Regions from separate parts of the Homo sapiens genome. Here region 1 is linked to region 2. Evidence: chromatin loops called from intact Hi-C (ENCODE). Cell type or tissue: CD4-positive, alpha-beta T cell. All regions are shown on one strand. Each heading gives the region's core, and the rest is flanking DNA. Links, peaks and the distances in the headings are about the cores only.

The links. Peaks named below come from ENCODE experiments on the same cell type or tissue, not always from the same donor. Only the 100,000 strongest peaks of a DNase experiment are listed, where the experiment ranks them.
Region 1: a loop joins it to region 2, with 6 times the contacts of the local background. A loop is called at or near these places in 5 of 110 quality-filtered maps.

The regions. Positions count from the first base shown.
Region 1 is chr12:123,273,470-123,288,770 of GRCh38, reverse strand. It overlaps the pseudogene RNA5SP375. Among named protein-coding and RNA genes, the nearest start is that of CDK2AP1, 9.3 kb to the right of the region's middle. In CD4-positive, alpha-beta T cell, for the core only: no CTCF peak of the experiment used is centred there; a DNase peak (open chromatin) is centred at 10,290.
Region 2 is chr12:123,319,384-123,334,684 of GRCh38, reverse strand. SBNO1 (strawberry notch homolog 1) reads left to right here. Exons shown (of 32, transcript NM_001167856.3): 7 at 472-632; 8 at 3,310-3,443; 9 at 4,176-4,266; 10 at 5,790-5,951; 11 at 6,658-6,793; 12 at 6,873-6,978; 13 at 7,106-7,259; 14 at 8,351-8,533; 15 at 9,086-9,183; 16 at 10,854-11,005; 17 at 12,953-13,150; 18 at 13,819-13,986; 19 at 14,078-14,253; 20 at 14,654-14,785. Among named protein-coding and RNA genes, the nearest start is that of MIR8072, 38 kb to the left of the region's middle. In CD4-positive, alpha-beta T cell, for the core only: no CTCF peak of the experiment used is centred there; no DNase peak of the experiment used is centred there.

The DNA of each region.
Region 1 (15,301 bases), core at 6,399-14,398, 50 kb after region 2:
GGGTATTCGATCAAATTTGTAAATAGCATTAATGTTTAGGGGGGATTTAACCTCCTGAATATATGAGATAATTGAGCATTAATTGAGGAACAAGTCAAAAGGAAGTGTTTTAACTAAAATTTGATTCAGTATTTTTGAGTTTGAAAATTGAAAGAAACAGGTTTTTAAATGTATAACCTTAATAAATTGTGCATTGGCCAGGCACGGTGGCTTACACCTGTAATCCCAGCACTTTGGGAGGTCGAGGCGGGCGGATCACCTGAGGTCAGGAGTTCAAGACCAGCCTGGTCATCGTGGTGAACCCTCGTCTCTACTAAAAATACAAAAAGCTGGCGAGCTGGCGGACACCTGTAATCCTAGCTACTTCGGAGGCTGAGGCAGGAGAATCACTTGAACCTGGGAGGCAGAGGTGGCAGTGAGCCGAGTTCGTGCCATTGTACTCCGGCCTGGGCAACAATAGCAAAACTCTGTCTCAAAAAATAAAAAATAAATTGGGTATTTATATGTTTTTTGTTTTTTTTTTTGTTTTGTTTTGTTTTGTTTTTTTGAGACAGAGTCTCACTCCGTCGCCCAGGCTGGAGTGCAGTGGCGTTATCTCGGCTCACTGCAACCTGTCTCCCGAGTTCAAGGGATTCTCCTGCCTCCGCCTCCCAAGTATCTGGGATTACAGGCGCCCGCCACCATGCCCAGCTAATTTTTGTGTTTTTATTAGAGGTTGGGTTTCGCCATGTTGGCCAGGCTGATCTCGAACTCTTGGCCTCAAGTGATCCACCTACCTTGGCCACCCAAAGTGCTGGGATTACATGTGTGAGCACCCTGCTGAGTATTAATTTGAGTAAGAAATAATGGCCGAAGGCCGGGCATGGTGGTTTAGGCATTTAATTCCAGCACTTTGGGAGGCCGAGGCGGGCAGATCATGAGGTCAGGAGATCGAGACCATCCTGTCTAATACAGTGAAACCCCGTCTCTACTAAAAATACAAAAAATTAGCTGGGCGTGGTGGTGGAAGCCTGTAGTCCCAGCTACTTGGGAGGCTGAGGCAGGAGAATGACGTGAACCCGGGAGGCAGAGCTTGCAGTGAGCCAAGATCGCGCCACTGCACTCCAGCCTGGAGGACAGCCAGACTCCATCTCAAAAAAAAAAAAAAAAAAAGAATGGCTGCTTGTAGTGGCTCATGCCTGTAATCCCAACACTTTGGGAGGCCAAGGCGGGTGGATCACTTGAGGCCAGGAGTTTGAGACCAGCCTGGCCAACATGGCAAAACCCTGCTTCTACAAAAATAAAATTAGCTGGGCATGGTGCCACGTGCCTGTAGTCCCAGCTACTTGGGAGGCTGAGGGGCAGGAGGATTGCCTGAGCTGGGGAGGTGGAGGCTGCAGTGAGCCATGATTGCTCCACTGCACTCCAATCTGGGTGACAGAGTAAGACCCAGTCTTAGAGGGTAAAAGATGAAAGCAAACTTTGGATCGTGCCTCCGCCAGCCCCCTTGTGTTTTTCTGTTAGAATTCCAGGCTGCTTTGACCTTCCTTCCCTTGGGGTTTTGCTCTCCCTCAGTCTTGTTTTTGCTTCACCTTGGGTTGGCCTGGGCCCTGTTGACATTTGAGCCAAGTCATTCTTTGCAGTGGAGGTATCCTGGGCACTGTCGGATGTTGAACAGCATCACTGGCCTCCACCCACAGATGCCAGGAGCACACATCATCCCCACATTTTTAACAACCCAAAATCTCTCCAGACGTTGGCAAATGTCTCCTGGGGGGCAAAATCAATCCTGGTTGAGAATCACTGCTCTAGGCAAATTAGTCATAGAGGAGAAAGCTGGTTGTGTGTGTGTGTGTATACATGTGCATGTGTGCTTTTTACATATGAACAAAGGGCACCACCCCCGAGATACAGAAGATACAAATGTTAACTGGCTGGGCGTTTGGAGTATGTACAATACAATTTCCATAAGTATGAATATTTATCAGCTAGTCATTTGAGAGCATGATGTAAAGAAGCCATCTGTGGAGGCCTTTATGAGAGAGAAGAGGCTAAAAGAAATGTGCCGAATGCTTATTTTTAGAGTCCGATTCTCAGTAAGTTGGCTCCATCCTCTAACGCTGCCCACTCTGGGTGGTAAGTGCCTTACTGGGTTGAGAGGGGCAAGGGCCACACTATTGGGTCTGAATCATCTTTTTTTTTTTTTTTTTTTTTTTGAGATGGAGTTTCACTCTTGTCACCCAGGCTGGAGTGCAGTGGCGCCATCTCGGCTCACTGCAACCTCCACGTCCCGGGTTCAAGCGATTTTCCTGCCTCAGCCTTCCGAGTACCTGGGATTACAGGTTCCTGCCACCATGCCCGGCTCATTTTTTGTATTTTTAGTAGAGACGGGCTTTCACCATGTTGGGCAGGCTGGTCTTGAACTCCTGACCTCAGGTGATCCGCCTGCCTCGGCCTCCCAAAGTGTTGGGATTACAGGCGTGAGCCACTGTCCCTGGCCATCATCATCTTTCAGTAAAGAAATATCACTGTGGCCAGGCACAGTGGCTCACACCTGTAAGCCCAGCACTTTGGTAGGCTGAGGTGGGAGGATCAACATGAGGTCAGGAGTTCAAGACCAGCCTGGCCAACATGGCAAAACCCTGTCTCTACTAAAAATACAAAAACTAGCTGGGCTTGGTGGCGGGCACCTACTGTAATCCCAGGTACTCAGGGGGCTGAGGCAGGAGAATCACTTGAACCGGGGAGGCGGAGGTTGCAGTGAGCTGAGATCACGCCACTACACTCCAGCCTGGGCGACAAAGCCAGACTCCATCTCAAAAAAATAAAAAAAAACAAAACTGAGTATCATGCAAAGGTAGGATAGCTAGGTGCCTGTTAAATTAGTCTGAATACTTCATGTAACTTTTTTTTTCTCTTTTTGAGACAGAGTCTCGCTCTGTATTTTTAGTAAAGATGGGATTTCACCATGTTGGCAAGGTTGGTCTCGAACTCCTGACCTCGTGATCCACCCACCTCGGCCTCCCGAAGTGCTGGGATTATAGGCGTGAGCCACTGCGCCTGGCCCAAACCATATTAATTGTAGGAAATTCAACAGCATGAACCTGTAAGTCGTGTTTTGTGAAGATACCTAAACTGGTGGTAGGAACAAGAGGCCCTACAGTCTCTTCCACCTCTACTCCTGGATACAGGTAAATTATACAAAGCTCTCAATTCCTGCATTGATGCTGGATTTCTGTTTAGCTTTCTGTTCCCACAGTTTCTGCTTTTTGTGTGTATCTTATTTGGAGGTACCTTTATGAAGATAGGTTTATTGTGTCCTCAAATGTCCCATTTTTTTTCCCTGCCTATGGGGAAATAGGCTTAAGAAACAAATTTGTGGCCAGGCGCAGTGGCTCATGCCTGTAATCCCAACACTGGAAGACTGAGGCGGGCTGATCACTTGAGGTCAGGAGTTCGGGACCAGCCTGGCCAACATGGTGAAACCCTGTCTCTACTAAAAATGCAAAAATTAGCCGGGCGTGGTGGTGGGTGCCTGTAAGTCCCAGCTACTCGGGAGGCTGAGACAGGAGAATCCCTTGAGCCCTTTAATCCCAGCTACTCGGGAGGCTGAGGCAGGAGAATCACTTGAGCCCGGGAGGCGGAGGTTGCGGTGAGCCGAGATCGCGCCATTGCACAGCAGCCTGGGCAATAAAGTGAAACTCCATCTCAAAGAAAAAAAAAAAAGAAAGAAACTTGTGTGGACTAAAAGAGGAATTGGCCAACTATGGTCCATGGGTCAAGTCCAGCCTGCCACCTGTTTTTCACTGGCCTCATAAGCTGAGAATGGTTTTGAGAACATTTTTAAATGGTTGGAAAAAATAAAAAGAATATTTTCTAACATGTGAGAAGTATGTGAAATTCAAATTTCAGTGTCCATAAATAAAGTTTTATTGGAACACAGCCATGCCCATTCTCTTATGTATTGTCTCTGGCAGTGTGAGAGCTGCGACAGCACCGTTGCATAGTTACAGAGTCTATATGGCCTACAAAGCCTGAAGCATTAATATTTGCTATCCAACCCTTTATATAAAAGGCTTGCCAGCTCCTGGTCTAAAAACAAGAATAATGGGCCGGGCACGGTGGCTCACGCCTGTAATCCTAGCATTTTGGGAGGGCAAGGCAGGTAGATTGCCTGAGCTCAGGAGTTCAAGACCAGCCTGGGCAACACGGTGAAACCCCATCTCTATTAAAATACAAAAAAATTGGCTGGGCATGGCGGCATGTGCCTGTAATCCCAGCTACTCGGGAGGCTGAGGCAGAAGAATGGGTTGAACCTGGGAGGTGGAGATTGCAGTGAGCCGAGATCATGCCACTGCACTCCAGCCTAGGAGACAGAGCAAGACTTTATCTCAAAAAAAAAAACAAAACAAACAAAAAAAAACAAGAATAGGCCGGGCGCGGTGGCTCACGCCTGTAATCCCAGCACTTTGGAAGGCCGAGGTGGGCGGATCACGAGGTCAGGAGATCAAGACCATCCTGGCTAACACGATGAAACCCTGTCTCTACTGAAAAAATACAAAAATTAGCTGGTGGTGGCACATGCCTGTAATCCCAGCTACTTGGGAGGCTGAGGCAGGAGAATGGCGTGAACCCGGGAGGCGGAGCTCACAGTGAGCCTCGCAAGATTGCGCCACTGCACTCCAGCCTGAGTGACAAAGCGAGACTCCATCTCAAAAAAAAAAAAAAAAAACAAGAATAATGGCAGAAACAAAACTGAAAATTAGGACTGGAAGTGGTGGTTCCCGCCTGTAATCCCAGCACTGTGGGAGGGCAAGGTGGGTGGATTGCTTGAGACCAGGAGTTTGAGACCAGCCTGGGCAACATAGGAAGACCCCATCTCTACAAAAAATAAAAATTAACGGGGCATGGTGGCTTATACCTGTGGTCCCAGCTACTCGGGAGGCTGAGGTGGGAGGATTTTGTGAGCTCGGGAGGTCAAAAAAATAAAAAATAAGTAAATTTGGGAGTAGACCCCTGGTCATAGCCCAAACTGATAGAAGGAATTGTTGTATGTCCCCAGCGCACAAACCATCCTGGAATCAGCAACTGCGATGTCTTAGTCATGATACTTCACCCACCTATTTGTTAGGTTGTGAAATGATGGGTCTGGCCGCCTACGTGACTAGTTTCTTACATCAGTGGTCTTCAAGCCTTTTTGGTCACATACTCCAGATTCAAAAGATTTCTAGGCAGGGTACAGTGGCTCACGCCTGTAATCTCAGAACTTTGGGAGGCCTAGGTGGGAAGATCTCGAGCCCAGGAGTTCAAGACCAGCCTGGGCAACAGGGCAAGACCCCATCCCTACAAAAAATACAAACATTAGTTGGGCGTGGTGGGGCACCCCTGTAGCCCTAGCTACTTGGGAGGCGGGGGTGGGAGGATTTCTTGAGCCCGGGAGGCGGAGGCTGCAGTGAGCCAAGACAGTGCCACTACACTCCAGCCTGGGTGACAGAGCGAAGGACACTGCCTGGAAAAAAAAAAAAAAGTTTCCAGTGCATACCTCCACCTCCAGCACTGCTTATTAATTGACTTGTAAGCTATAGCAGCTGCTGTCCTGATACGTACGCTGTATGTCCCATATAAATAGAAGCTCTAATATTCCCTCCTGTGGGTCACCATTCTCATTACCTGGGGTAGGCACAGTCCTCGTTGGAGCTGATTGCTTCAGAATGTTTTTCAGTGTTGGAATCAGTTCCAGAATAATGTAAGGGCTTTCTCTATGGCCATATTTCCCTGAACGTCCTTGGTCTCAGCTGATCTTGGAAACTAAGCAGTGCGAGGCTTGGTTAGTACTTGGATGGCAGACCACCTCGGGATACTAGGTGCCATAGGCTAGACCTAAATCTTACAATACTGGGGGGAAAAAAAGATATTTTCAAAAAAATAAAGGTTGACCTGGTACGGTAGCTCACGGCTGTAACCCCAGCACTTTGGGAGGCCGAGGCAGGCCGAACACTTGAGGTGAGGAGTTTGAGACCAACTGGCCAACATGGTGAAACCCGTCTCTACTAAAACTACAAAAAAAAAAAAGCCAGGTATGGTGGTGGGCAGCTTTAATCCCAGCTACTCGGGAGGCTGAGGCAGGAGAATCGCTTGAACCCAGGAGGCAGAGGTTGCTGTGAGCTGAGATCGTGCCATTGCACTCCAGCCTGGGCGACAAAGCAAGTCTCCATCTCAAAAAAATAAATAATAAAAATAAAAACATCCTTTCTAGGCTGGTTTTTCGTTTGTTTGTTTGACATGGGGGTCTCATGTGTTGCCCAGGCTGGAGTGCCGTGGCGTGACCTTGGCTAACTGCAACCTCCACCTCCCAGGTTCAAGCGATCCTCCTGCCTCACTCTCTCAAGTAGCTGTGATTACAGGAATGTGCCACCAGGCTCGGCTACTTTTTGTATTTTTGGTAGAGATGAGGTTTCGCTACGTTGCTCAGGCTGGCCTCAAACTCCTGACCTCAAGTGATTTGTGCGCCTTGGCCTCCCAAAGTGCTGAGATTATAGGTGTGAGTCACCGTGCCTGGCCAAGTGCTGGTGTTTTTTGTTAGAGAAAATGGCGTGCGTGTTACCTGTCTTCTTAGGATGTGAAGTGTTGAGAGAATCCTTAGTGATCCATCCTATCAAACCTCCCTGATCTTACAGATGAAACTAAGGCCTGGGGATGTCAAGCGAGTTCTTTGAGGCCTAGAGAAGGGTTTACGGCAGATGTGGAGCTAAAGCTTGTGTCTCCTGATGTTCTTCATACTACACTAATTCCCTGGGCTTTCCTTCTCTCTCCATTTACCTGCTTGCTCCCTGGTAAGCCACTCTGTGAAATATCCATTAAACCAGTAAAGAAACACTCTAAGGCCAGGCACAATGGCTCATGTCCCAGCACTTTGGGAGGCAGAGGCCGGAGGATTGCTTGAGCCCAGGAGTGCAAGACCAGTCTGGGCAACATGGTGAAATCTCACCTCTACTAAAAATACAAAAAGGCCAGGTGCAGTGGCTCACACCTGCAATCCCAGCACTTTGGGAAGCTGAGGCAGGCAGATCACTTGAGGTCAGGAGTTCAAGACCAGCCTGACCAACATGGAGAAACCCTGTCTCTATTAAAAATAAAAAAATTATCTGGGCATGGTGGCACGCACCTGAAGTCCCAGCTACTTGGGAGGCTGAGGCAGGAGAATCGCTTGAACCCGGGAGGCAGAGGTTGCACTAAGCCGAGATCGCCCCACTGCACTCCATCCTGGCGACAGAGCAAGACTCCATCTCAAAAATAAATAAATAAATAAAAATAAAGAAATTACATTGAAAACTATAGAACATTGTTGAAGTTAAAAAAATTAAATAAGACCTAAAATATGGAAGGAGATCCTGTGTTCATGGATTGGAAGACAATATTGCAATTAAAATAGCAATACTCCCAAAATAGATATACAGATTTAATACAAGCTCATCAAAATTCCTATTGTCTTTTTTTTTCTTTTTTCTTTTTTTTTTTTTTTCAGAAAGGGACAAGCTGATCCTAAAACTCATATGGAAATAAATGAAAGTAACCCAAAATAGCCAAAAGCAGTCTTGAAAAAGAAGAACAAAGTTGGAAGACTCATACTTCCCGATTTCAAAACTTACTATAACGCTACAGAAATCAAGGCAGTGTGGTATGGGAATAGGGATAAACAAGGTGAACAGTGGAATAGAATTAAGAGCCTGGAAATAAACCTTCACACTCATCATCAATTGATTTCCAACAATGGCATCAAGACAATTCTGTGAAGGAAAGGAATAGTTATTTATTTATTTGTTTATAATTATTATTTTTTTGAGATGGAGTCTTGCTCTGTCACCCAGGCTGGAGTGCAGTCGCACGATCTCGGCTCACTGCAAGCTCGGTCTCCCGGGTTCACGCCATTCTCCTGCCTCAGCCTCCCGAGCAGCTGGGACTGCAGGCACCCGCCACCACGCCCGGCTAATTTTTTTTTTTTTTTTTTTTTTGTATTTTTAATAGAGACGGGGTTTCACCGTGTTAGCCAGGATGGTCTTGATCTCCTGACCTCGTGATCCGCCCGCCTCGGCCTCCCAAAGTGCTGGGATTACAGGTGTGAGCCACCGTGCCCAGCCGGAAAGGAATAGTTTTTTCAACAAAATGTGCTGAGAGAAGTTCAAGACCAGCCTGGCTAAGATGGTGAAACCCTGTCTCTACTAAAAATACAAAAAAATTAGCCGGGCGTGGTGGCGGGCACCTGTAATCCCAGCTACTCGGGAGGCCGAGGGAGAGAATTGCTTGAACCCAGGAGGCAGAGGTTGCAGTGAGCCGAGATCACGCCACTGCACTCCAGTCTGGGTGACAGAGTGAGACTCCATCTCGAAAAAAAAAAAAAAGTGCTGATATGCACATGTAAAGAATGAATTTGGATCCATCTCACACCATATACAAAAAATAACTAAAAATGCTTTAGGAGGCTGAGGCAGGTGAATCACCTGAGGTCAGGAGTTCAAGACCAGCCTGGCCAACATTGTGAAACCCCATCTCTACAAAAATACAAAAATTAGCCGGGCACGATTGCGGGTGCCTGTAATCCCAGCTACTTGGGAGGCTGAGGTGGGAGAATCACTTGAACCCAGAAGGCAGAGGTTGCAGTGAGCCAAGATCATGCCATTGCACTCCAACCTGGGCAACAGGGCAAGACTCGTTTTAAAAACAGAAATAGAGACCGGGCGTGGTGGCTCATGCCTGTAATCCCAGCACTTTGGGCAGCCAAGGCGGCGGATCACAAGGTCAGGAGATGGAGACCATCCTGGCCAACACGGTGAAACCCTGTCTCTACTAAAAAAAAATACAAAAAATTAGCCGGGCGTGGTGGCGGGCGCCTGTAGTCCCAGCTACTCAGGAGGCTGAGGCAGGAGAATGGCGTGAACTTGGGAGGCAGAGCTTGCAGTGAGCCGAGATCGCGCCACTGCACTCCAGCCTGGGTGACAGAGTGAGACTCTGTCTCAAAAAAAAAAAAAAAAGAAAACAAAACTAGGGGCCTGGCGCAGTGGCTCATGCCTGTAATCCCAGCACTTTGGGAGGCTGGGGCGGGCAGATCACCCAAGGTCGGGAGTTCGAGACCAGCCTGACCAACATGGAGAAATGCCATCTCTACTAAAAATACAAAATTAACCGGGCATGGTGGCACGTGCCTGTAAATCCCAGCTTCTAGGGAGGCTGAGGCAGGAGAATTGCTTGAACCTGGGAGGCAGAGGTTGCGGTGAGCTGCGATCCCACCATTGCACTCCAGCCTGGTCAACAAGAGCGAAACTCCATCTCAAAAACAAAACAAAACAAAAAACAAACACCTAGGCCAGGCGTGGTGGCTCACACCTGTAATACAGCACTTTGGGAGGCTGAGGCGGGCAGATCACAAGGTCAGGAGATCAAAACCATCCTGGCTAACATGGTGAAACCTCGTCTCTACTAAAAATTCAAAAAATTCGCCGAGCGTGGTGGCACGTGCCTGTAGTCCCAGCTACTCGTGAGGCTGAGGCAGGAGAATGGCTTGAACCCTGGAGGTGGAGGTTGCAGTGAGCCAAGATCACACCACTGCACTCCAGCCTGGGCAACAGAGAGATACTCCATCTAAAAAACAAAACAAAACAAAACAAAACAAAACAAAACTCTTCAAATAAAATGGGTGAGGCTGGGTGGGTGGCTCACACCTGTAATCCCAGCATTTTGGGAGCCCGAGGCAGGGGATCACCTGAGGTCAGGAGTTCGAGACCAGCCTGACCAACATGGTGAAACCCCACCCCTACTAAAAATACAAAAATTAGCCAGGTGTGGTGGCGCATGCCTGTAATCCCAGCTACTCGGGAGGCTGAGGCAGGAGAATCACTTCAACCTGGGAGGTGGGGATTGCCATGAGCCGAGATCGTACCACTGCACTCTAGCCTGGGTGACAGAGTGAGACTTGGTCTCAAAAAAAAAAGAGTTCAAGACCAGCCCCCTGTTCCTTAAAAAAAAAAAAAAAAAATTCTGGAGTAATACATTTGTTCAAAAGAAATTTAAAAAAATACAAAAATTAGCCAGTTGTGGTAGCCTATGCCTGTAGTCCAAGCTATTTGAGAGGCTGATGCAGGAGGATTGCTTGAGCCCAAGAGTTCGAGGTTGCAGGGAGCTAGGATCATGTCATTGCACTCCAGCCTGGGTGACAGAGACTCTGTCTCTTAAAAAAAAAAAAAAAAAAAAAAGTGCAGTTTCACTATGGAAAGCAGTTTGGCAGTTCCTCAAAAAGTGAAACAGAGTTATCATTTGACCCACCAACTCCATTTCTGAGTATAAAACCAAAGGAACTGAAAACATGTTCTCACAAAAGCTTGTACACAAATGATGACAGCAGCACTCTTCGTCATAGCCATCATAGCCAAAAAGTACAAATAACTCAAATGTCAATCAACTGATTAATGGATAAACAAAATGGGGTACATTCATACCATGGAATATTCAGCCCTGAAGAGGAAGGAAGTGCTGGAATGCCACCTGCTACAACATGGATGAACCTTGAAACATTATTTATGGCAAGTGGAAGAAGCCAGACACAAAAGGCCACATAGCGTACCATTCTATTTACAGGAAATGTCCTGAATAGGAAATCCAACTAAATTAGTAGTTGCCTAAAGCTGGAGAGAATGAGGAATGAGAAGTGACTACTACCGGGTATGAAGTTTCTTTTTATTTTATTTAATTAATTTTTTTTTTTTTTTGAGACAGGGTCTTGCTCCATCACCCAGGCTGGAGTGCAGTGGCAGGATCTTGGCTCACTGCAACCTCTGCCTCCCAGGTTCAAGCGATTCTCCTGCCTCAGCCTCCCAAGTAACTGGGATTACAGGCACCTGGAATCATGCCCAACTAATTTTTGTGTTTTTAGTAGAGGCTGAGGAGGGTGGATCACTAGGTCAGGAGTTTGAAACCAGCCTGACCAACATGGTGAAACCCTATCTCTACTAAAAATATAAAAATTAGCCGGGCATGGTGGCGGGCTCCTGTAGTCCAGCTACTCGGGAGGCTGAGGCAGGACAATCTCTCGAACCCAGGAGGCGGAGTTTGCAGTGACGCGAAATTGCACCACTGCACTCCAGCCTGGGTGACAGAGCAAGACTTCGTCTCAAATAAATAAATAAATAGGCCAGGCACAGTGGCTCACACCTGTAATCTCAACACTTTGGGAGGCCAAGGCAGGCAGATCGTTTGAGGCGAGGAGTTTGAGACCAGCCTGGCCAATATGGTGAAACCCCATTTCTACTAAAAATACAAAAATTATCTGTGCATGGTGGCGGGCGCCTATAATCCCAGCTACTCAGGAAACTGAGGGATGAGAGTCACTTCAACCCAGAAGGCAAGTGCAGTGAGCTGAGATCATGCCACTGCACTCCAGCCTGGGCGATAGAGCGAAACTCCCTCTAAAAAACAAACATAAATAAATAAATAAATAAAATAAAATAAAAAATAAATAGGCCAGGCGCAGTGGCTCACACCTGTAATCCCAGCACTTTAGGAGGCCGAGGAGTGCGGATCACAAGGTCAGGAGATCGAGAGCATCCTGGCTAACACAGTGAAACCCCGTCTCTACTAAAAATACAAAAAAAATTAGCTGGGTGTGGTGGCGGGCACCTGTAGTCCCAGCTACTCAGGAGGCTGAGGCAGGAGAATGGCGTGAACCTGGGAGGCAGAGCTTACAGTGAGCTGAGATCCTGCCACTGCACTCCAGCCTGGGCGACAGATTGAGACTTTGTCTCTAAATAAATGAATAAATAAATAAATATCAAATGGGGTGGGCCGGGAGCAGTGGCTCACCCCTGTAATCCCAGCATGTTGGGAGGCCAAGGCGGGCGGATCACCTGAGGTCAGGAGTTCGAGACCAGCCTGGCTAACATGGCGAAACCCCATCTCTACCCAAAATAACAAAATTAGCGGAGCGTGGTGGCGGGTGCTTGTAATCCCAGCTACTGGGGAGGCTGAGGAGAATCGCTTGAACCTGGGAGGTGGAGGTTGCAGTGAGACAGGATTGTGCCATTGTACTCCAGCCTGGGCAACAAGAGCGAGACTCCATCTCAAAAATATAAAAATAAAAATAAATAATAAAATAAAACAGGGTGATAATGTTCTAGAATTAGGCCAGGCGCGGTGGCTTACGCCTGTGATCCCAGCACTTTGGGAGGCCGAGTCGGGCGGATCACGAGGTCAGGAGATCAAGACCATCCTGGCTAACATGGTGAAACCCTGCCTCTATAAAAAATACAAAAACAAAAAAAATTAGTTGAGCGTGGTGGCGGGCGCCTGTAGTCCCAGCTACTCAGGAGGCTGAGGCAGGAGAATGGCGTGAACCCAGGAGGCAGAGCTTGCAGTGAGCCGAGATCGCACCACTGCACTCCAGCCTGGGCGACAGAGCAAGACTCCAGCCTGGGAGACACAGTAAGACTCTGTCTCAAAAAAAAAAAAAAAAAAATGTTCTAGAATTAGATAGTGGTGATAGTTGCACAACTGCAAATATGCTAAAAATCACTGAATTATATACTTTTTTGGGGGGTGAGGGGACAGCGTCTCACTATCACCCAGGCTGGAGTGCAATGCCGTGATCTTGGCTCACTGCAGCCTCAACCTCCCCGAGGTTAGGGTGATCCTCCTACCTCAGCCTCCTAAGTAGCTGGGACTACAGGTTAGCCTCCGCTCTCGGCTAATGTCTGTATTTTTAGTAGAGATGTGGTCTTGTTATGTTTCCTAGGCTGGTCTCAAACTCCTGGGCTGAAGAGATCCGCCTTCCTCAACCTCACAAAGTGCTGGGATTACAGGCGCGCACCACCACGGCCCGGCTTTCTTTTTTTGTTTGTTTTTGTATTTTAGTAGAGACGGGGTTTCACCATGTTGGCCAGGATGGTCTTGATCTCCTGACCTTGTGATCCGCCCACCTCGGCCTCCCAAAGTGTTGGGATTACAGGCGTGAGCCACCGCGCCTGGCCGAGTTGTATACTTTTTTTTTTTTTTTTTGAGACGGAGTCTCGCTCTGTCGCCCAGGCTGGAGTGCAGTGGCGCCATCTTGGCTCATTGCAAGCTCCGCCTCCCGGGTTCATGCCGTTCTCCTGCCTCAGCCTCCCGAGTAGCTGGGACTACAGGCGCCCGCCACCACGCCCGGCTAATTTTTTCTATTTTTACTAGAGACGGGGTTTCACTGTGTTAGCCAGGATGGTCTCGATCTCCTGACCTCGTGATCTGCCTGCCTCGGCCTCCCAAAGTGCTGGGATAACAGGCGTGAGCCACCGCGCCCGGCCTCTTAAGTTGCATACTTTTAAAGGATGAATTTTATGCTAAGTGAATAATATCTCGATTAGAATAAAAAACGAAAAGATTTTTTTCTTTTCTTTCTTTTTTCTTTTGAGACACAGTTTTGCTCTATCGCCCAGGCTGGAGCAATGGTGCCATTGTGGGTCAGTGAAACCTCCGCTTTCTGGGCTCCAGTGATCCTTCCACCTCAGCACCCCAGCACCCCAGCCCCTCAGCCCCTCAGCCCCTCAGCCCCTCAGCACCTCAGCACCTCAGCACCTCAGCCCCTCAGCCCCTCAGCACCCCAGCCCCTCAGCACCTCAGCCCCTCAGCACCCCAGCCCCTCAGCACCTCAGCCCCTCAGCACCCCAGCCCCTCAGCACCCCAGCCCCTCAGCACCTCAGCCCCTCAGCACCCCAGCCCCTCAGCCCCTCAGCACCTCAGCCCCTCAGCACCTCAGCCCCTCAGCCCCTCAGCACCTCAGCCTCCAGAGTAGCTGGGACCACGGGCGCGTGTCACTATGCCCCAGCTAATTTTTGTATTTTTAGTAGAGATGGGTTCCTTCTTTCTTTCTTTCTTTCTTTCTTTCCTTTCTTTCTTTCTTTTTCTTTCTTTCTTTCTTTCTTTCTCTTTCTTTCTTTCTTTCTTTCTTTCTTTCTTTCTTTCTTTCTTTCTTTCTTTCTTCTTTTTCTTTCTTTCTTTCCTTCCTTCCTTCCTTCCTTCTTTCTTTTTCTTTCTCTTTCTTTCTCTCTCTCTCTTTCTCTCTTTCTTTCTTTCTTATTTTGAAACGGAGTCTCGCTCTGTCGCCCAGGCTGGAGTGCAGTGGCGCGATCTAGTCTCACTGCAAGCTCCGCCTCCCGGGTTCACGCCATTCTCCTGCCTCAGCCTCCCGAGTAGCTGGGACTACAGGCGCCCGCCACCTTGCCGGGCTAATTTTTTTGTATTTTTAGTAGAGACGGGGTTTCACCGTGTTAGTCAGGATGGTCTCGATCTCCTGACCTCGTGATCCGCCTGCCTCGGCCTCCCAAAGTGCTGGGATTACAGGTGTGAGCCACCGGGCCTGGCGACATGGGTTCTTTCTATGCTGCCCATGCTGGTCTTGAACCCCTGGGCTCAATTGATCTGCCTGCCTTGGTCTTCCATAGTGCTGGGATTACAGAAGTGAGCCATCGTGCCCAGCTGAAACTTTTTTTTTTTCTTTGTGACGGAGTCTCACCGTCACCCGGGTTTGAGTGCAGTGGCTCGATCTTGGCTCACTGCAACCTCCGCCTCGTCGGTTCAAGCAATTCTGCCTCAGCCTCTCGAGTAGCTGGGACTACAGGCACGCACCACCACGCCCGCCTACTTTTTGTAATTTTAGTTAAGATGGGGTTTCACTATGTTGGCCAAGCTAGTCTGGATCTCCTGACCTCAGGTGATCCGCCTGCCTCGCCCTCCCAAAGTGCTGGGATTACAGGCGTGAGCTGAAATTTTTTTTTTCTGAGGTGGAATCTTGCTCTGTCACCCAGGCTGGAGTGCAAGTGGCAGGATCTTGGCTCACTGCAACCTCCTCCCGGTTTCAAGCAATTCTCCTGTCTCAGCCTCCCGAGTAGCTGGGATTACAGGCGCCTGCCACCACGCCCCGCTAATTTTTTCTATTTTTAGTAGAGACGGGTTTTTGCCATGTTGGCCAGGCTAGTCTCGATCTCCCGACCTCGTGATCTGCCCGCCTCGGCCTCCCAAAGTGTTGGGGTTACAGGCGTTAGCCACTGTGCTCGGCCAACAGTTTTAAAATGATGCCATGGACTTAGAGCGAGGAGTGGGGACAATGGAAAAAATACAACGCTATTGGCTGACGCCTGTTATCCCAGTGCTTTGAGATGGAGGTGGAGGCGGGAGGATCACTTGAGCCCAATAGTTCAAGACTACAGTGAGCTACGATCAAGCCACTGCACTCCAGCCTGGGTGACAGAGGGAGACCCCGGTTCTTAAATAACAATATGGAAATAGATCGGTTCAGAGCACTCAT
Region 2 (15,301 bases), core at 2,658-10,657:
TCAGGCTGGAGTGCAGTGGCACAGTCTCGGCTCCCTGCAACCTCCGTCTCCTGGGTTCAAGCAATTCTCGTTCCTCAGCCTCCTGAGTAGCTGGAATTACAGGCGCGTGCCAACATGCCCAGCTAATTTTTGTATTTTTAGTAGAGACAGGGATTTGCTGTGTTGGCCAGGCTGGTCTTGAACGCCTGACCTCAAGTGATCCCTCCACCTTGGCCCCCCAAAGTGCTGGGATTACAGGCGTGAGCCACCCACCTGGCCCAAATCTCTGTTTTAACCATATGTAGTTGATAAATCATTTTAGTCAAATATAGATAGTACTTTGTCATCAGTTACTTTTTATGGAAGCTCAGAGTGAATACTTTTTAATTATTTTTCTATGTTATAAGAAAAACATTGAAATATCTTATAATGAAACTGGAAATGTTATTACTTAGAATAATTAAAATAAAATGTTTTTACATTTTTGTTTAGTAAAAATTGGCCTACGTCATCCAGATGCTGTAGTGGAAACCAGCTCTTTATCCAGTGTTACTCCTCCTGATGTTTGGTACAAAACATCCATTTCTGAGGAAACCATTGATAATGGCTGGTTATCAGCATTGCAGCTTGAGGCAATTACATATGCAGCCCAGGTAAGCAATAATATTTCATAATACAATAATTATTTTATCCTATTCTATATAACAGAGTTGTTTCAATCTAAAGGTAACTTTTCCTTGTATGAAAACCTTGTAAATGTAATATTTATGAAAGTTTAATGTGTTGGAAAATTAAATTTTAGAAGTGTAGCAGAGATACAGATAGTGCATTTCCAGTGGAAATGGCAAATGTTATAACTTGCTTGGAATTTACTGGGAATATTTATTAAAATTAAAAATATGTATATCGACCAGGCACAGTGGCTCATGTCTGCAATCCCAACAGTTTGGGAGGCTGAGGTGGGTGGATTGCTTGAGCCCAGGAGTTCGCGACCAGTCTGGGTAACATGGTGAAACATCATGTCTACGAAAAATACAAAAAATTAGCTGAGTGTAGTGGCACGCACCTGTAGTCCCAGTTTCTCGGGAAGCTGAGGTAGGGGAATCACCTCAGCCCAGGAAGTCGAGGCTGCAATAAGCTGTGATCTTGTCACTCCACCCTGGGTGATGGGAACGAGACCCTGTCTCAAAAAAAAAAAATTATATATATGTATATGTGTGTGTATATATACCCATTCCTAGGAGTGTGTTCCCTGGAACTGTTAGATAAGAACATATGCAGAATGATATTTGTTGTACCTTTTGTCCCTCCAGCTGGAAAAGATTTGAGCATCCACATTATTGGGGGGTAATTGCATAAACTGTGATATTATTGGACAGTGGGGTGTTGTGTGGGCTTTTAAAATGATGTGAGGTAGAGTTAAGCAGTTGTCTTGAAATGATTTCAGTCATATTCCATATCTGTAAAATAAGTAATGACCAAAATAGCCATTTATCCTCCATATTTTGTGTGATATAAAACTTTTAATTTGGCTGGGCATGGTGGCTCACGCCTGTAATCCCAGCACTTTTTTTTTTTTTTTGAGATGGAGTCTCACTGTGTCGTCCAGGCTGGAGTGCAATGGTGCGATCTTGGCTCACTGGAACCTCCGCCTCCCAGGTTCATGCCATTCTTCTGCCTCAGCCTCCCGAGTAGCTGGGACTACAGGCACCCACCGCCACGCCCGGCTAATTTTTTCTGTTTTTAGTGGAGATGGGGTTTTACCGTGTTAGCCAGGATGGTCTCGATCTCCTGACCTCATGATCCACCCATCTCGGCCTCCCAAAGTGCTGGGATTACAGGTGTGAGCCACCGTGCCCGGCCCAATCCCAGTACTTTGGGAGGCTGAGGCAGGCGGGTCACCCTGAGGTCAGGAGTTAGAGACCAGCCTGGCCAACGTGGTGAAACCCTGTCTCTACCAAAAATACAAAAATTAGCCAGGCATGGTGGTACACACCTCTAGTGCCATCTACTTGGGAAGCTAAGTCAGGAGAATCACTTGAACCCAGGAGGTGGAGGTTGCAGTGAGCTGAGATTGTGCCACTGCACTCCAGCCTGGACGACAGAGTGAGACTCTGTCTGAAAAAAACTAAAAAACCACTGGCCGGGCACTTTGGGAGGCTGAAGCTGGCGGATCACCTGAGGTTGGGAGTTCGAGACCAGCCTGGCCAACATGGTGAAACCCTGTCTCTACTAAAAATACAAAAACTAGCTGTGCGTGGTGGCACATGCCTGTAATCCTAGCTACTCGGGAGGCTGAGGCAGGAGAATCACTTGAACTCAGGAGGCGGAGGTTGCGGTGAGCCGAGATTGTGCCATTGCACTCTAGCCTGGGCAACAAGAGCAAAACTGTCTCAAAAACAAAACAAAACAAAAACAAACAAAAACCTGTTTGATTCTGCAGGTGTTGATAAGGGGTATGGCGGGCTCCTCACTAATTTGTTAACTTTCATTACCTGGTGCATGGAAGAGTAGCAGGAGATAATATACAGTAAATATGTAGAAAGTATTCACATTGAGCTGGGCGCGGTGACTCGTGCCTGTAATCTCAGCACTTTGGGAGGCCAAGGCGGGTGCATCATGAGGTCAGGAGATCGAGACCATCCTGGTCAACGTGGTGAAACCCTGTCTACTAAAAATACAAAAAATTAGCTGGGCGTGGTGGTGCATACCTGTAATCCCAGCTACTCGGGAGGCTGAAGCAGGAGAATAGCTTGAACAGGAATTCAGAGGTTGCAGTGAGCCGAGATTGTGCCACTGCACTTCAGCCTGGCAACAGAGCGAGACCCCGTTTCAAAAAAAGAAAAAAAAGAAAGTATCCACATTAAAGCCAAAACTATAAAATTTGGCTGGGTGCAGTGCCTCACACCTGTAATCCCAGCACTTTGGGAGGCTGAGGCGGGCGGATCACGAGGTCAGGAGATCGAGATCATCCTGGCTAACATGGTGAAACCCGTTTCTACTAAAAATAGAAAAAATTAGCCAGGCGTGGTGGCGGGCGCCTGTAGTCCCACCTACTCAGGAGGCTGAGGAAGGAGAATGGTGTGAACCCGGGAGGCAGAGATTGCAGTGAGCCAAGATCGCGCCACTGCACTCCAACCTGGGCGACAGAGCGAGACTCCGTCTCAAAAAAAAATCCAAAACTCTATGAAATTTATGTAAAAATAAAGTCACAAAATACATATACAAAACAAAAAACATAACATATTCCTACTCCTAAAACAGTGTATGAAAGATTGATCACCAAAATATCTGAAGGATTATATTAATTACCAGCCTTTTGTTTTTCAGCAACATGAAACTTTCCTACCTAATGGAGATCGTGCTGGCTTCTTAATAGGTGATGGTGCCGGTGTAGGAAAAGGAAGGACGATAGCAGGAATCATCTATGAAAATTATTTGTTGAGTAGAAAACGAGCATTGTGGTAAGTGTTTAAAAACTGGCTGTGGGCCAGGCGCAGCGGATCACGAGGTTAGGAGATCGAGACCATCCTGGCTAACACAGTGAAACTCCGTCTCTACTAAAAGTACAAAAAATCAGCCGGTCGTCATGGTGGGTTCCTGTAGTCCCAGCTACTCAGGAGGCTGAGGCAGGAGAATGGCGTGAACCCTGGAGGCATAGCTTGCAGTGAGCCGACATTGTTCCTCTGCACTCCAGCCTGGGTGACAGAGTGCGACTCCGTCTCAATGGAAGGTTTTGTTAGTAATTACTTTAGCATGTGGGGATGGGATCCGCCTTCCCCATCTAGACAGGATCTTTGTCACCCAGGCTGGAGTGCTGTGGCATATTCATGGCTCACTGCAGCCTCTACCTCAGGGGCTCAAGCAGTTCTGCCTCAGCCTCTTGAGTAGCTGGGACTACAGGCATGCACTACCATGCTTGGCTAATTTTTTGTAGATACGGGCTCTTCTTGTGTTGCTCAGGCTGGTCTCGAACTCCTGGGCTCAAGCAGTCCTCCTGCCTTAGGCTCCCAAAGTGCTAGGATTATGGGTGTGAGCCACTGCACTCAGTGGGATGGTGTTTTAATGAGTAAGTGTATTTTCTTTTTCTTTTTTTTTTTTTTTTTAAGTGTCAAGACCTGGCTTTATTAATTTTATTCCTGAATTCTAGAATGATATAATTTGTATTTAATTTGTGCTTTTTAATATTTTGGCAGGTTTAGTGTTTCAAATGACTTAAAGTATGATGCTGAAAGAGATTTAAGGGATATTGGAGCAAAAAACATTTTGGTTCATTCGTTAAATAAGGTATGAAATCTTTTTATTCAGTTGGTCATTCAATAAATATTGACTCATCTGTGAGATGACAATAATAATAGCTATGTATATAAGGGGACACTTTTTGGAAAACTTTGATGTTACTCCACAGAAAGCATAGTGAGTGCTAGCCACTATTGTTGGTTTGTGGATTCCTATATGCTAAACACTGACAGGCAGTAGCCACTCATCACATGTGGCTATTGAACAGTGTAAGTGACCAGTCCAAATTGAGATGTGCTCTCAAGTGTACAGTGCACACCAGTTGATTCTCTCAATTTTCAGTGTTATTTTTATCTTTCTTTTATAGTTTATATGCCATAAGGGTGCAGTTTAGACAGGTGGCATACCTTGCACTATAGGTCACCAAATCATATGCGATGTAGATAGTTATGGCTTGGGCAGACTGGTTTCAGTATTTGTACAGCTAATGGACTTGAGTTACTCATACCTCTGCTCACATGAAAACAATTCTGTAAGCTGAAAGACAATGTGTGCCAGTGTGTTTTAGAATGTTAAGGTTCAGTTAGCAAATCTTTATTGACTTACTATGCATGCACCAATTGTTGGTGCTATAAGGTTAAAATAGACTGATAGGGTTCCTGGAAGGGCCTCCCTAGTAGCCCTTTGAAAATAAGTAACTGCACCTCTACTTCCCATGTGAGTCCTAAGTTGAATTCAGTGTTGCCCTAAACAGTGGCTTGTTAGGGTGGGTTTTACTGGGTGGATTTGTAGCTATAAAGTACTGTGTCTTGAATGACTGTATACAATTCAGAACTAAAAGGATGTAAGTGGCATCTAGAATTTTTTTTTTAAATTTCAGAGTAGTATTAGAAAGGCACATTAACAATTACTCATAATTCTTATGTATCAGAAATTAATCACAGTGTTTTGCATATAGTAAGTGCACAATAAATGTTTGTAAATTGTGACTTTTTATTCTTATAGGGAAGTTTGTCTGGTTTTTAATGTTTTTTTTTGTGATGATAAAAGTTTTTAAGACTTTGAAAACTGGATTTAAAAAAAAAAAAAAAAGATCTCAGCTCTGTTGCCCAGGCTGAAGTGCAGTGGCACAATCTCGGCTCACTGCAACCTCCATCTCCCAGGCTCAAGCAGTTCTCCCACCTCAGCCCCTGTGGTAGCTGGGACTGCAGACACGCACCACGATGCCTGGCTAATTTTTGTATTTTTTGTAGGGATGGGGTTTCACTATGTTGGCCAGGCTGGTCTTGGAACTCCTGAGCTCAAGCGATCCACCCACCTTGACCTCCCAAAGTGTTGGGATTACAGGTGTGAGCCACTGTGTCCTACCAAAAACTGGATTTTTGTACTATAAAGTTGTGTGTTTGTGTTGTGTACATTTATACAAATAAATTTGCGTCTCTGTACTTTTATGTTTTCTGAAGCCTGTCATGGGCCTAACAAGAGTTCCTGCTTGTGAATGTTTAGTTGGGATGAATGTTGCAGAGAGAAAGGTATACTAATTAACTAAATTCTTTTCTTTTCTTTTTTAGTTTAAATACGGAAAAATTTCTTCCAAACATAATGGGAGTGTGAAAAAGGGTGTTATTTTTGCTACTTACTCTTCACTTATTGGTGAAAGCCAGTCTGGCGGCAAGTATAAAACTAGGTTAAAACAACTTCTGCATTGGTGCGGTGATGACTTCGATGGAGTGGTATCCTTTATGGCAAATATTTTTCTATTTTTTAACGACAAGAAAATTATAAAAGGGTAGACCTTTGGGAAACAGGAATCTTGAGATTAAACGAGTTGCTGGAGTGAAAACTTTAATGATTACCTAGAGTCCAAAGGGATTGGAAAGTTGATTCGGTTTTTTACCTGTCAGATAGGAGACCAATGTTTAATCTCCTGGTTTAGAAAAATGTTAATAGATATGAGGAATACTGAATACTGTATTCCCCTTTTGAGGATTAACATTGCATATTTACATAGCAGAATACCCGAGAAGACTAAGTGAAAGAAAACTGTTAGAACTTAGTGGTCCCAAACTTGTTCACAGTATATCTTTTAACTGTCCTGCATGAGGAACATCACTTTTTGAAATGCTGATTAAGTTGGTTACCAATCATGCTTCTACTTTTACAAGTTACCAGATAACAACTTCTTGCTGCAGTGGGTTCTTTTCTCTGTTTTAATTTAGAGGCAAATTGCTGGTTTAAATTCCAAATTCAGTGAATGTCTTTGAGGCTAGAGAGGGAGGAGGATGTAACTGGGGAAAGGCCCATAGGACTTCCTTTGTATTTGCAGTCATGAAATAGGCAATCAGAAGGCCTCAGGGAAATAAAAGTTAACTCTTCTTGAAAGACTGGAGATTCTTACTTAATACTAATGTGATACATTCCTTAACTCATTCCATTTAGATAGTGTTTGATGAGTGTCATAAAGCCAAAAACTTATGTCCTGTTGGTTCTTCAAAGCCAACCAAGACAGGCTTAGCAGTTTTAGAGCTTCAGAACAAATTGCCAAAAGCCAGAGTTGTTTATGCTAGTGCAACTGGTGAGTATTTATTTATTTAAAAATATATATTGTAGGTTATTTTTTCAACTATAATATATTTCATTTGTGGGATTTTCAGGTGCTTCTGAACCACGCAACATGGCCTATATGAACCGTCTTGGCATATGGGGTGAGGGTACTCCATTTAGAGAATTCAGTGATTTTATTCAAGCAGTAGAACGGAGGTAATGCAGTTTACGGTATATACTCTTCTCAGTAGCAATCTAAGAAGTGTGTTATTCCTAAAGCCCATTCTCTGTATGTTAAAATTCTACTGTATTGGTAATTACTGTATGTTTTAATTTTATTCAGAGGAGTTGGTGCCATGGAAATAGTTGCTATGGATATGAAGCTTAGAGGAATGTACATTGCTCGACAACTGAGCTTTACTGGAGTGACCTTCAAAATTGAGGAAGTTCTTCTTTCTCAGAGCTACGTTAAAATGTATAACAAAGCTGTCAAGCTGGTGAGGAATTTTTCTTAATTCCTAGTGTTTATTTAATGTATCTGATAATGTTTCTGTTAGTTTTGGCGATTGCGATGCCTCCTGCCCATGGGAATGTATTTCTACTATAAAACAACAGATGAAGCCAGGCACGGTGTCTCATGCCTCAGCACTTTGGGAGGCTGAGGCGAGCAGGTCACCTGAGGTCAAGAGTTCAAGACCAGCCTGGCCTACATGTTGAAACCTCATCTCTACTAAAAATACGAAAAAAAATTAGCTGGGCATGGTGGTGTGCGCCTGTAGTGCCAGCTACTTGGGGAGGCTGAGGCAGGAGAATCGCTTGAACCCAGGAGGCGGAGGTTGCTGTGAGCCAAGATGGTGCCAGTGCACTCCAGCTTGGGTAACAGAGGGATACTCCATCGCAAAACAAAAACAAAAACAAAAAACAAAAACAAACAGATGAGTTACCAGATGATAGGCTGTTTAACCAATGTGTTTTTTTTTGTTTTTGTTTTTAATTGAAGCAGGGTCTTACTCTGTCACCCAGACTGGAGTACAGTGGTGTGATCTTGGCTTACTGCAACCTCTACCTCCCAGGTTCAAGGAGTCCTCCAGACTCTGCCTCCTGAGTATCAGGGACTGCAGGCGCATGTCAATGTGCCTGGCTGATTTTTGTATTTTTTGGTAGAGATGAGGTTTTACAGTGTTGCCCAGCCTGATCTGGAACTCCTGGGCTCAAGCAATCCACCTGCCTCAGCCTCCCAAAGTGCTGGGATTACAGGCATCAGCCACTGCGCCTGGCCTAACCAATGTTCTTATATTTCAGATTGTCCATGTTTTCATTTTGTTAAGGTAATTCATAAGTTATAGCCATTTATTTCAGTTGCATAGTTCTTAAAATCACATTATTTTCTAAAATGACTGCATTAGGTAATAAGAAACTTGAGACAACTGTGTGAGTATCCTGAGAAATAGATTCCCAAGTTACTAAAGATGATTTATTAAATTAATATTAAATGGTCTTGCACTTAACATTGTTTTGATTTAATTGGTATTTTTAAATAACTAGACTCAAAGATGAAGTGTCTGAAATGTTGATTATGTATCTTCAGTGGGTCATCGCCAGAGAGCGGTTTCAGCAAGCTGCAGATCTGATTGATGCTGAGCAACGAATGAAGAAGTCCATGTGGGGTCAGTTCTGGTCTGCTCACCAGAGGTTCTTCAAATACTTATGCATAGCATCCAAAGTTAAAAGGGTTGTGCAACTAGCTCGAGAGGAAATCAAGAATGGAAAAGTAAGTAGAAGAACTCATTAAGAGATTGTTTGGGGGTTATGTTGTTTAGTCTTTGTGGGTGCTGAGGTTTTCTGCTTGTAAAATCTGGTTTTCCTAAAGGATAGTAAAACTTCTAAAAAATACATTTCTTAAAATTATAAAAGCAATGCCTGCTTAGAGAATTTAGAGAGTTCAGAAAAGTATAACAAAGTAAACATCACTATAATTGGTCATCCATAGCTGGTAGCACTGGTAACATATGGATGTGTATTGCGTTAAGGTTTTTTCTTTTCGGTGAATATTTATCTACTTAAAGCATAAGATACTATAAACTGTACAAGGGCAGGGGCTTCACTCATGCTTACTACTGTCTGTAATCCTATCTCCTGCCTAAATTTTTGACAAATAACCTGTCTCAAATATGTAGAAGAAATAAGTAAAACAAATTTGTGTTTTATAATAATGAGGACATTCTTGTTTGAAATCTTTGTTTAGCTAAATGTTTAAAATATGTCTTGGTAAGAAGCCACAAACATTATTATTCATAATTAACATGTTTTCTTTTTTCTCCAGTGTGTTGTAATTGGTCTGCAGTCTACAGGAGAAGCTAGAACATTAGAAGCTTTGGAAGAGGGCGGGGGAGAATTGAATGATTTTGTTTCAACTGCCAAGTAATGTTTTTGTTCTTTTAATGTTTTTGTTTCTTTTTGAGTTCTTCCTTACCTTAGTTCCAATGTGGGCATTTCCTGGAGACAAAACTTTTGTTTCACCTGCATCATCTTTAAGTTTTCTTGATCTGAGTTTTCTGCTTTTCTGTAACAGTGTATCTATTGGAAAACAATAACAGAAATCTCATAATCCTAAAATGTTAAGCATTTTGCTAATATTACACAGAGTATGTGAACTAACAGAAGGGCTAGACTTTGTTTATCTTGTACATCTTGGAAATCTGTGACAGCTTGGCTTAGATTCAGTTTTAGTGTACTGTATTTGAAATTACCGTTATCCACAGGAACAGTAACTATAGTTTGTCCTAATATAACGAAGTCTACTTTATAAGTTGGCTGAGCATGGTGGCTCACAGCTGTAATCTCAGCACTTTGGGAGGCCAACATGGGCACATCACTTGAGGTCAGTAGTTTGAGACCAGCCTGGCCAAAATGGTGAAACCCCATCTCAACTAAAAATAAAAAAAATTAGTTGGGCATGGTGGCACACGTCCTGTAGTCCCACCTACCTGGGAGGCTGAGGCAGGAGAATCCATTGAACCCGTGAGGTGGAGGTTGCAGTGAGCCAAGATCGCACCACTCCACTCCACTCCCCTCTGGGCGGCAGAGTGAGACCCTGTCTCAAAAAAAAATAAAATAAAATAAAGTCTACTTTAAAAGTTGAAAATAAGCATGAGATCTTCAGAAATAGATTTTAAAATGTTTTAGGCATTGTTTTTAGTTTGCCTAACCTCCACATTCAAACTCTGGTAGTAAACTGAGCAAAATAAACTTGCTGCTCTACTATTTTGTGCCTCGGGATGCATTCAGATGCTCCTTTCAAAAGCAATACATGGGGCTCACGCCTGTAATCCAGGCACTTTGGGAGGCTGAGTCTGGTGGATCACGAGAGCTCAGGAGTTTGAGACCAGCCTGGCCAACACGGTGAAACCTCGTCTCTACTAAAAATACAAAAACTAGCCAGGCGTGGTGGCGGGCACCTGTAATCCCAGCTACTGGAGAGGCTGAGGCAGGAGAATTGCTTGAACCCAGGCGGCGGAGGTTGCAGTGAGCTGAGATGGCACCATTGCACTCCAGCCTGGGTGACAGAGAGACTCGGTCTCAAAAAAAAAAAAAAAAAGAAAAAAGCAAGACATACACCTGCTAATCTATATTTTTCTGTACATAATTGCCTAGAACTACCGTGTCCAGAATGGCAGCCGCTTGTCACATGTGGCTATTGAGCAGTTGAAATGACTGGTCCATATTGAGATGTTATTATATGTGTACTGAGCCAGGTTTCAAAGACTCCTTAAGAGAAAATAACATAAAACATATGTGTTGACATGGTATATTGAGTTAAAATGTATTATTAAAATTAGTTCCACCAGTTTTATTTATTTTTTACTTTTTTAATTTAAGCTACCAGAAAATACAATAATTGTGTATGTGGTTTGGCTTGCATTCTTATTATTTAGTTGGACAGCTTTGGGCTAGAAAATTAAAATTTATTTGAGCTCGTTTATCAGTATTTTGTAAAACTGAACAAAGTATATTTCAATATATTTAATAATACTTTACATATAATTATTTTGTCAACTGAAGCAGTAATTGTCACTGTTTCTCTCCTACAGAGGTGTGTTGCAGTCACTCATTGAAAAACATTTTCCTGCTCCAGACAGGAAAAAACTTTATAGTTTACTAGGAATCGATTTGACAGCTCCAAGTAACAACAGTTCGCCAAGAGATAGTCCTTGTAAAGAAAATAAAATAAAGAAGCGGAAAGGTGAGCACTTTAAAAAAGAAAAAATAGGCCAGGTGCGGTGGCTCACACCTGTAATCCCAGCACTTTGGGAGGCTGAGGTGGGCAGATCACGAGGTCAGGAGATCGAGACCATCCTGGCTAACACGGTGAAACCCCATCTCTACTGAAAATACAAAAAATTAGCCGGGCATCGTGGTGGGCACCTATAGTCCCAGCTACTCGGGAGGCTGAGGCAGGAGAATGTCGTGAACCCAGGAGGCAGAGCTTGCAGTGAGCCGAGATAGCGCTGCTGCACTCCAGCCTGGATGACAGAGCGAGACTCTGTCTCAAAAAAGAAAAAGAAAAAAGAAAATAGTTGACGTTGAAAATACTGTTGAAATTAAAACATAAGCATTTTAAAGTGGCTATATTTTGGGAATGAACTGCCTTCCATGAATTCACAAATGGTTCCAAATTTTCACTGTCACTTGTACAATTTTGAATGCACAAGTTATCCCCGTTTTAAATTAGGAATTGAGCAATTCACTGGTGGTTGGCAGTGTGTTAAGCACTTGGCTATATACATTCTACCATATAACCTGGCAGAGGTCCATACGAAATTAGGTCTTATTTTTCCAATTTTATAGACAGAGATCATTGAAGCACAGAAAGATTTAAAGATTAAAGAGTTTTCCTAGTTTCACAGAGATAGTTAATGATGCATGGGAACTAAAACCTGTGTCTTTGTATTGTCAGACCTGTTCTTTAATATATAGACAGCTGGGTGTTTCAGTAGTTTTCTTTAAAAGAGCCTTTTCTTTTTTTTTCTTTTTTTTTTTTGAGACAGGGTCTCCGTCTCCGTCACCCAGGCTGGAGTGCAGTGGTACCATCTTGGCTCACTGCAACCTCTGCCTCCTGGGTTCAAGGAGCTGGGATTACAGGCATGCACCACCACGCCCTGCTAATTTTTGTATTTTTAGTAGAGATGGGGTTTCACCATGTTGGCCAGGCTGGTCTCAAACTCCTGAGCTTAAGCAATGCACCCACCTAGGCCTCCCAAAGTGCTGGGATTACAGGTGTGAGCCATCTCGCCCAGCCCTGTTTTGGTTTTAGAAGTTGACTTCTCGCCGGGCACAGTGGCTCACGCCTGTAATCCCAGCTTTTTGGGAGTTGAAACAGGCGGATCACCTGAGGTCAGGAGTTCGAGACCAGCCTGGCCAACATGGCGAAACCCCTTCTCTACTAAAAATTAAAAACTTAGCCAGGACTGGCGGCAGGGGCGCCTTATAATCCCAGCTATAAGGGAGGCTGAGGCATTAGAATCACTTGAACTCGGGAGGCAGAGGTTGCAGTGAGCCAAGATTATGCCACTGCACTTTAGCCTGGGAGACAGAGTAGACACTGTCTGGGGAAAAAAAAAAAATATCTGGTCATGGTTGCATGTGCCTGTAGTCCCAGGTACTTGGGAGGCTGAGGTGGGAGGATCACATGAGCCAGGGAAGTCGAGGCTGCAGTGAGCTATGATTGTGCCACTGCACTCCAGCCTGGGCAACAGTGAGGCCCTGTCTCCAAAAATAAAAAGGTTTTATAAATTGATTTTCTATTGATTTTCTAAGTATTCCATGTCTATAAACCTGTAATTATTAGGCCTCTTCTCAAATCTGATACACAGTCAAATTGTGACTATGCCAGAGGTTCTGCTTTTACTCTGTTGTCCTGAATATGTTTTGAAACTTGTGCACTTGAAGGCAGTCTTGACTTAGTACTTTTGTATCCAATTTCTTCTTCAGAATAAATGTTTATAACCTTATTTTTTATGGGAGTCCAAAAGGTTAGTGCTGGTTTGTGAATTCTGTTTGTTTTTTGACTTAACCTAAATACTTTTCCTCTGCACTTTTCATTTGAATTAATTCATGAACTAAATGTGATGTACTGGATCTTAAGAAACATTGAATTTGGGCTGACTCTCTTGTTTGTGGCGGAGGGTAGGTGAAGAAATAACTCGAGAAGCCAAAAAAGCACGAAAAGTAGGTGGCCTTACTGGTAGCAGTTCTGACGACAGTGGAAGTGAATCTGATGCCTCTGATAATGAAGAAAGTGACTATGAGAGCTCTAAAAACATGAGTTCTGGAGATGATGACGATTTCAACCCATTTTTAGATGAGTCTAATGAGGATGATGAAAATGGTAAGTTCAGTATATTAAATATACACGAAAGCATATAATATTTCAGTATATTTGAAAATGGGATATGAAACCTTTTCTTCTGTACAGTACAAATGATCACACAGATTATAATCTTTGCTTGGTGGAAAGCTCCAGGCTTATCTACCTTCTGGAAGTTTGAGCCTCATATATGTGAGAAGATAACCTCAATTTTGTGCAGTTATTTTTAACTTGAAAACATGGATTTGTACCCCATGGTGTATGGATGAACCAATGTAGGTGGTGATAAGTTATCAGTTAACAATATAAAAAATTTCATCCAGGCGCGGTGGCTCATGCCTGTAATCCCAGCAATTTGGGAGGCTAAGGTGGGTGGATCACCTGAGGCTGGGAGTTCGAGATCAGCCTGACCAACGTGGAAAAACCCCATCTCTACTAAAAATACAAAATTAGCCAGGTGTGGTGGCACATACCTGTAATCCCAGCTACTCAGGAGGCTGAGGCAGGAGAATCGCTTGAACCCAGGAGGTGGAGATTGCAGTAAGCTGAGATTGCGCCATTGCACTCCAGCCTGGGCTACAACAGCGAAACATTGTCTCAAAAAAATAAAATTTCAAAGGTTGTTTCCTTTGAAGATTCTGTACTTGTTTTAACAAATGATTTGACATGTATCTTTCCTTAACACTCAGATCCCTGGTTAATTAGAAAAGACCACAAGAAAAACAAAGAGAAAAAAAAGAAGAAAAGTATAGATCCAGATTCTATTCAAAGTGCCTTATTAGCATCAGGTCTTGGATCAAAACGACCTAGTTTTTCATCTACACCAGTTATCTCACCTGCTCCTAACAGTACACCAGGTATCCATACAGAAACTTCCTTTTTGAAATACTGTTTTAAACAAAAATATTTAAACTTTGTACTAACTTTTAGCAAATGTTCTTTATCTAGCTAACAGTAACACCAACAGTAACAGTAGCCTTATAACAAGTCAGGATGCTGTGGAAAGGGCTCAGCAGATGAAGAAAGACCTGCTTGATAAGCTAGAAAAATTAGCTGAAGACCTCCCCCCTAATACCCTGGATGAACTTATCGATGAACTTGGTGGCCCTGAGAACGTTGCTGAGGTAAATAGGCCTGTATCTCTTGGTGACATTTTTGCCATTTGAACCCCTGTAAAATGAGTTGTATTTTGACTGTCTTCACATAATAATCTAAATTTCTTAGATCATAGAATTCTTGTTCTACTTTAGTTGCCATCCTACATCCAATGAACTGCTGCCTGCAGTATCTGAGTGTCTGTCCCAAGCCACTGGTCCTAGTTACTGCACTTATCACGCATCTTTTGTGATCGTGGCCATGTGTCAAGGTTTTTCCAGGGACTCTGTTGCAGTGTTCTGTATCCTTCAGTGTGTGGTGCAGCACAGCCTGTGCTCTTATCTCCCAAGTGTCTTCAAGGAAAGAGGCACTGAGTCCATCCACCGCAGTCAGATACCTTCATTGTAATGACATTGTTTGGCTTCTCAGATGACTGGCCGCAAGGGACGGGTTGTGAGCAATGATGATGGAAGCATATCTTATGAGTCAAGATCTGAACTTGATGTGCCTGTGGAAATACTAAACATCACAGAAAAACAACGATTTATGGATGGAGATAAGGTATGTTTTACTGAGATGCTTCTCAGTGAAAAGAACAATGCCTGTATATTTAGATTAAGCTTTAGAAGAGTCTTTTTCCTTTTAATATAAGTCATGTCCATTGAGTATTGTCATTCTGTATTTTTTAGTAATTGTACATACTGAATATTGTACGTGTTTTTATTATTTTATCATTGAATATAGTAAGTATTGGCTGGGTGCAGTGGCTCAGGCCTGTAATTCCAGCACTTTGGGAGGCCAAGGTGGGCAGATCACTTGAGCTCTGGAGTTTGAGACCAGCCTGGGCAGCATGGTGAAACCCCGTCTCTACTGAAAATACAAAAATTTAGCTGGGTGTGGTAGTGCATGCCTGTAGTCCCAGCTGCTCAGAAGGCAGAGGTGGGAGGATAGCTTAACCCTGGGCTATGCAGGTTGCAGTGAGCCGAGATCGCACCACTACACTCCAGCCTGTGCAACAGAGCTATTACACAAATTTTTTTAGTAATTGCCTTTACTCACTGAATATTTTGCATGTTT